3 separate regions of the Homo sapiens genome follow, and all the other regions are linked to region 1. Evidence: read pairs that join two places in POLR2A ChIA-PET (ENCODE). Cell type or tissue: GM12878. All regions are shown on one strand.

Region 1 (2,500 bases):
AGTTTGCTAATGACAGTAAGAGTCCATGAAACACACTGAAAACACCTGTAACTGGTCAAAAATGATTGATATGCTGTAAGAGATTTCAGTAGATTCAAGTACCATTTGGGGAGTTTCTTTCAGAGAGGGAGTAAAATCAAAACCTTCTGGACAACATGATTATGATGCTTCAGTGATACCAAGTGTACTGTGTAGAAATTAGCATCTGGAGTATACAGAGAAGAGAGGGATCAAATTCTAGATTTGTGTATCCTTCTTAGCTCTACCCACCCTCACACTATCTTTCCAAGGCCTTAATCTAAACAGTAGCTATGGTTTCTGTTCCCTCTCTTTTGTTAGTATGGCTATTATAAAAATCCTGCTATATATCTTAAGTAAAATTATATTTGTTGATTCAGTAATATCTACCAAAACGCAAATACACATTCCCTTTCACCCAGCAATACCCATTCTAGAATTTGACTCTCTGATAAACTTCACACCTATGGAGAGGCTATGTACAGGGATATCCATTACAGCATTATTTGTAATGGCCAAATATAAACAATGTTTGGGTTCCATCAAAAAGGAACTGGTTAAACAAATTTTGACAGCAGTGGAATACTAGATAGCCATAAAAAATGAGGAAATCTAATTTTGTAGTGATATGAGTTTTTCCCAAGATATATTAAGAATAAAAGGCAAAGTGCAGATCCCTCTGTATGGTGTACTACCATTTGTAAAAAGGGGCAAATATATTTATGTTCTTACACATTCAGAAAATTTTTCTTGATTATCTACTCAAGACACTGAAAACATCTGTTGCCTCTAGGGGAGGAAACTGAGTGTCTGGGAAATAGTAGAACGGAGATTTTATATTGCACCTTTGTACCGTTTTGTATCCATGGAACTATGTGAATGTGTTCCTTATTCAAAACATAAATAAAATACGGAATAAACTGTATATGCTGGTCACAAGAGAACTCAACAGTGGAGTGTGAATGAAATCAGGAAATAAGTGGGGTCCCTTGGCCACCTAGATGACCAGATGCCCAGGCTGTGTCCCATAGTGGGGCAAGTATCCGAGGTCCTGTCTGCGATGGGCCAGGAGGGAACTGGAAGGAACATGGGGCCCCAGTGATGTCAAAAAGGTTGCCCCAAGGGAGAAGCACTGCATCCCAAATAGGGTTTTTAGGTCAGCATCAACTCTAACCTACACTTGAAACAAAACCTGAGTTATCAGTCCTACACTACTAAAGAAAATTCTGGTTTAAAGAAAGAGCACCCTAAGGATTAGAACCATTAGGTAGAAGTTACAGGGGTATAGATTTCAGTCCAACATAAAGGAACAACATTTTAAAAACAGAACAATCAAAAACTAAATGGACTCCCCTGGGAGGTTGTGCACGCACTGCCTCTGAAAGGGTTTCAACGGTAGCTGTGTGGTCACGCAGCAGGGATGCCACAGAGGAGAGTCAGGTGTCTTGAGGCTGATGCAGCCGCATACATAACCTTTAGAGTTCCTCCGTGTGTATATGGAGAGTGATCAGATGGGTGCTAAGTTTCCCCCCTTCTCTTTCACTGAGGAGCAAGTCAAACTAGACAATAGCATTCTCACAGAACCCATCCCGTATCACTTGATAAGAAACTTTTAAATACTAGAAGCAATTCTCTTGCTGATGACTCACTACACATAATCACCATAAGCCTTGGAATTTAGGTTCGTGGATAAACCCTTGCTTTACTAGTATTTTAATAGTTCCATATTCTCTCAGCTAACTGCATTTCTGTAACAAATTAAGAGTGTAAGAATAAGTCGGCCGGGCGCGGTGGCTCACGCCTGTAATCCCAGCACTTTGGGAGGCGGAGGCGGGGGGATCACGAGGTCAGGAGACGGAGACCACCCTGGCTAACACGGTGAAACCCCGTCCCTACTAAAAATACAAAAAAATTAGCCAGGCGTGGTGGCGGGCGCCTGTAGTCCGAGCTGCTCGGGAAGCTGAGCAAGAGAATCGCTTGAACCAGGGAGGCGGAGCTTGGAGTGAGCCGAGATCGCCCCACTGCACTCCAGCCTGGGCGTCAGAGCGAGACTCCTTCTCACAAAAAAAAAAAAAAGAGAGAGAGAAAAAGTAAGTTTTCAAGATAGGAGTTTTGTTACCTTTGCCTAGAACCAGCACCTGGCCACAGGAAAACGATATTCTAGTATGGCAATTCTGTGTTTCAGGAGAATATAAAACAAAGAGAAAGGAATTCTGAGAAATATGTATTCCTCCTCCCTCCCCAATTTCTTTATTCCATACAAAGGAAGCAAGAAGGAGAACAAAGAGCAAGGATAAAGGGAAGAAAGCTGTTTGGGGCTATGCCAAATAAACTTAAATGGCTTAAGGAATAAATTGGTGGAATGATTCGAATCATGGGCAGGTGCTATGAATGTAATTTAGTAAATGCTTGGGTACCTGCCAGGGAAGAAAAAAATGTGTTGCTTTTAAGATCATTTCCCAGCAGCTTCATAAAAGAAAAC
Region 2 (2,500 bases), 210 kb after region 1:
TGCAAAGAAATGAGGCCTTTAAGGAATGCATTCTGGTAGGAGTGGTAGTAACCCATTAAAACCAACAGATAAATTCTCTGGTTCTATTACAGCCTGTATAAAAATCTCTATCAAGACCATCAAATCTCCTTTGTTCTGAATGTATGCTCTCCAAAGAATATCTAAGTTGCAAATGTTGTTCTCTAGATACCCTAACATCAGAAAGGGCACTAACAAGTATTCCATACCCTGAAAAAGCAATAATCTAACCATAAATGAATACACTGAGGTTCTAATTTTTTAAATCAGTTTCTTAGAAGTGTGGCATGTGTGTCAGACCCCTACAGCCTCATCTCTTCCAGGAAACTGACAAATCAAGTGCCAGAACACCCAAAATAAGAACGAGATCCTGAAAACATGGGACCCACTAAGGTATAATTACCTGTGATGTTTTATGACTAGTCATTCATTTCACACACACACACATACACACACACCTTCTCATATAAACCATTACATGGCCTACAGTACTGTACAGAAGACTTTGCTGAAATACAAGTGACTATCTACCCTGTTCCATAAAACAGAAATACTGTATACCTTCAAGGTCCAAACACAGAGAAAAAGAGAAGGAGAAATGAGGACAGTGTCCGAGAAGAGAGAAATTCGGTTTTCTAAGTTCAGAAGATTAATTTTTACTCCTTCAGAAGATTTTGAAAAGCCGATCTCTACATCGATGTTTCTATTGTATTAGGCATTATTCTATTTAAATAAAACATAAAAGATTCCACATTTAGAACACTGGTAAATCTGATATTAACCAGAAATCCCTTCTACCTGAATTACACAATTTCTCAACTAAGCCTCCATTGCTTGCTACCCAGTCACAATTAAGGATGGGAATGAGAACACAGATAATATTTATTTTCCTAATTAAAAAAAAAGTCAAATGTACATCTTCAGAACTTCATTAAAATTACTTTCAAATTACTATTCCTGAGGTTTTATTTTAGGTACAAAATATTAATGTCAGAAAAATAGAAAAATTATTAATACATTGCAATGAAAAGGAAATAAATAACTTCTCCAAAGGAATGAAACTTACTTTGCTGATATTTTAATATACTGATATAGCACATGTTTTAAAAACATTAACTTAAGTATAGTAATGTCCAATAGATATTAAATCAGGGTACAATACTGGAATAGACTCATAATATATCTGATCCAATTTTTTACTTAGTCTCAGTTTCTTTTTATTTTTGGTTCCAGCATTTAAGTATTACATATTTGTACTCACTGCCCTTTCAAATGTATCAAAATTCAACAGACAAACCAAAAACAGAGCTTTGGCAAAGGCAGTATTGCTTAAAACCAACAAAGAACTCGTTTTACAATTCTGACCATATCTAGAACAAACAGGAATAACACAAATATCCTTTAGAATTCTTTTTAATATTTTTCCAGTTTTACTGAGGTATGATTGAACCAATATGCTTTGTAATTCTTATCAACAAATAACCACATTTAAGACATAGAAAAGCTATCACAAAAATGACTGATCTTTCCCTATCACTTCTTTCCTAATTTATCTCAGAAGCTAATTTTTTAAAATACTATTTATATTCACACAGACCTAAAATCATTCACCTTTCATAATAACCCACACTCCTTGTAAATTACCAGATTTAAATATGAAGCTACTTTCAAAAAACTGAATGGCATGGGAATTGGGTGGTGGGTGGCTTATAGACATTATTTGGATCCTGACACAAATAAACTACCTATAAAAGATGTTTGTGAGACAACTGGAGAATGTGAATATGAACTGGATAACTAAATAAAAATTTTTTGCTATTTTGGATATATAATATTATATAATTGGTTATATTAGGTCCTTATTTTTTAAGACATATAATATATATATACACACACACAAATACATATATTTAGAGGTGACATGACAACATCAGAATTTGAAATATTACCAGGAGACAAAAAGCAGTTATGGCAAAATGTTGATAATGTTTAAACTCAAGGAGGAATCATTATATTTTCATGTGTGTTTAAAATTTTTCATAGAAAGAAAGAATTAAAGGAGGAACAAAAGAAGAAATAAACCAGGGTTACCTTTTCCCAGTCAATTCAATTTGGCCCTTCTTATTGAAGATGAATTTAGAATCATTATATCCCCATCCATTCCATTTCATAACTTCTTGCCTAGTGAGAAGAAAATATATATAAGTGAGACCAATGCTAAACATCTTAAAACTGTACAGTATATCATTGATTATTAACTCACAATCATCTAAAATACCTTATGCCCACAAATATTGTATAAGGTTAAATAAAATTAGCACACATTAAAATGTCCATATACTAATATTTCTGAATATAGAATCACTCTGATGAGCAGCACCTGCTTCACAGAGGGCTACAACCAATAAATTTAATGCATTCAAAGGAAGAAATAAAAAGTTGCAAAAAGGAAGAAGATATGCTTAAAATATAAATGTCTCAT
Region 3 (2,500 bases), 140 kb after region 1:
GGAGCTTCAAAAAACATGAACTAGAAGAAAGTACTGTTTTCCCCCTGGTAAATTAAAAATGTAACAAAAAGAATCCCACATGGAATAACAAGGATGCAAGGAAAAGAAGGCACACATGTATTATAAGATGGCTTAACACTCTAGGAAAAAAATTCAACAATCAAAGGTTAAAAAAAATCCACACTCTTATTTCACTTTATGGATACCTTCCATAAAGGAAAAAATTTAAACTATAGAAAATGTTATGAAAACAAAACTGTTCAAATGCAGTGTTATTTTTAGAAGCTTCAAAACTGGAAAAGAAATAAAATTTTCTGAAATTGACTGCCTGATTTACTTAATATTTATTCCAACATGAAAAACTGTAATTCTGAAATGTACATAGCAACATGGAAAAACACCCTTACAATAGGTGCATGTGGGAAGAAAGCAGAAAACAGATATCTTAAGCATTTACAATTTTAGCATTTTATAAAAATTCTTACCTTTGTAATATAAAACTTTTTTAATCCGTCCAAAAATGATGTAAAAATAGAGGAAACCTGAGGTTTAAGAGCATGACCTAAGAAGAGAAAAAAGTTTATATTAATAGGTTAGTCTATGTTTTTCAGAAGATCAAGAAGCTACTCCAACTTAGAATCCTAAAAGAAAGTAAAAGTTTTCACAACTTTAATTTTTAAAATCTTCCCGTGTTATTTACATAAATATTTATATTACGATATATAGTTATATTAATATTTGCTACTTTTATCTTCTTTCAAATGTCACAAACAACTTTTTATTTACAAAACCCATTATCAATTTGATTTTTTAAGTCAAATCACTATATGTAATTAATACTACACATAGTTTAGGTTTTCTTTCAACGGTATGGTTTACACATAATAAAATTACTTCATTAATTTTTATTTCATTAAGAACACCCATGGTGGCTGGTTTTACTTTTTTTTTTAATTATATAGAAACTATTCAGAACTATCCAAATATGGAGTTAATGCCAAGTTTAAGGTTGTTTCTTAATTAATTGTTAATTCATCCAGAATTCTTGGCATAAAACTAGCAATTGCTTCCTTAATCACACCCGGAGAGTTAAAATTGCCAAAATAACATAAATGGAGTCTCAAAGTCTGTTAAATTAACATCTTTGCCTGCAGATTAAGCTTAATTGAGTGAAAACCTTTTACTGTTTTCTCACTTTTCAGAAAGTAGTAACGACTCAACTCCTATGATTGCTACATTTAAGAGTCATGCATCTGGCCTCAGTGTTAGCAGCCCAATTCAGAAAAAGGTGTCATACCATTTATACAAAATTTTTATAAAGAATTTCAGTCTTAAGTAAGTCAAAATTATCTCCAAATAAAAAGTTTTCTTTTTTAAAAAAGCCTTTAAGGTTTGGGGATTTTGTTTGTTTTTAAAGTGTAGGCCCTTCCTTTCCTTCTTTTAAAATAGGTGCAAAGAGCAAACTAGCTGTTTCTAAAACTATCACTGGTAGTTTTTTTCTATCCATTTTTTATAAGAATCTCAATCTGTAATACTACTTACTACATTTTTGCTGATTATAATAGGAAACTGTGTTACATAAAAGACCAAGTAATAGAAGTCTTAACCAGAGGCTAAGAATTAGATATCTATGCTATACCTGAGGCATTAAAAAACAACAACAAAGAAACAAACTGAACTGCAGGTTAGATAGAGATCAACCTAGCAATCTTTTTGAGCTCCTGGATCACAAGTAAGAGATACGCTTGGGGATTTTTTTCTTTTATTTTAAACTATCAGAGATGCTTCCTAGTATAACTAGCGCTTTAAGAGACAATTTCTAATATCTATAAAGATAGAAATAACGTATCATCAAAACATTCATTTCTGGTCCCAAATGGAACTCATCCTATATTAACAACAATTAGAAATACATATATAAACATTTATATATTGAATGTGCATGTTGTGTTCTTGGCAGAAGTTGAAATTATCTATTCTTTATACAAAAGATTCACTTATCTTTATACAATGCATGCGGACTCCATATGATACTACTCTGATATGAAATAATCCTTAAGGGTAAATGTTCACTTAACTCATCGAGATTTATATGCACAATTTCCATTAATGCTAGTAGAATTACTCACATACATCTGTGATACTAAGGTGACATGATAGCTTTGAAGAATAAATTATTGTAAAAGTGATACTGACTTTTAGGTGGGTCAAGCATTAGTATCAACTAGATAATATTATCTTTTACTTTTTCTTAAATATGTTGCCTAACAATATAATTACATTTTAAATATATTCTAGCTATTGTGGGTTTGTTTTTTTTTTTTTTTTTTTTTGAGACAGAGTCTCACTGTGTCACCCAGGCTGGAGAGTAGTGGTGTGATCTCGGCTCACAGCAACCTCTGCCTCCCCGGTTCAAGCAATTCTCCTGCCTCAGCCTCCCGAGTAGCTGGGACTACAGGTGCTCGCCAACATGCCCAGCTAATTTTTGTATTTTTTTTTT

Evidence for each region. Peaks named below come from ENCODE experiments on the same cell type or tissue, not always from the same donor. Only the 100,000 strongest peaks of a DNase experiment are listed, where the experiment ranks them.
Region 2: POLR2A ChIA-PET joins it to region 1 with 9 read pairs; 2 of 35 experiments call an interaction of 5 or more read pairs at or near these places.
Region 3: POLR2A ChIA-PET joins it to region 1 with 8 read pairs; 2 of 35 experiments call an interaction of 5 or more read pairs at or near these places.

Annotation. Positions count from the first base shown.
Region 1 is chr2:177,633,985-177,636,484 of GRCh38, reverse strand. The region is part of intron 19 of PDE11A (phosphodiesterase 11A); the gene reads left to right. Among named protein-coding and RNA genes, the nearest start is that of IFT70A, 16 kb to the right of the region's middle. RefSeq lists an enhancer at 1,257-1,336. In GM12878, no CTCF peak of the experiment used is centred here; a DNase peak (open chromatin) is centred at 1,483; H3K4me3 peaks cover 1,111 bases; H3K27ac peaks cover 1,474 bases.
Region 2 is chr2:177,419,968-177,422,467 of GRCh38, reverse strand. AGPS (alkylglycerone phosphate synthase) reads right to left here. Exons shown (of 20, transcript NM_003659.4): 2 at 2,110-2,199. Among named protein-coding and RNA genes, the nearest start is that of AGPS, 28 kb to the right of the region's middle. In GM12878, no CTCF peak of the experiment used is centred here; no DNase peak of the experiment used is centred here.
Region 3 is chr2:177,495,751-177,498,250 of GRCh38, reverse strand. AGPS (alkylglycerone phosphate synthase) reads right to left here. Exons shown (of 20, transcript NM_003659.4): 13 at 486-562. Among named protein-coding and RNA genes, the nearest start is that of IFT70B, 56 kb to the left of the region's middle. In GM12878, no CTCF peak of the experiment used is centred here; no DNase peak of the experiment used is centred here.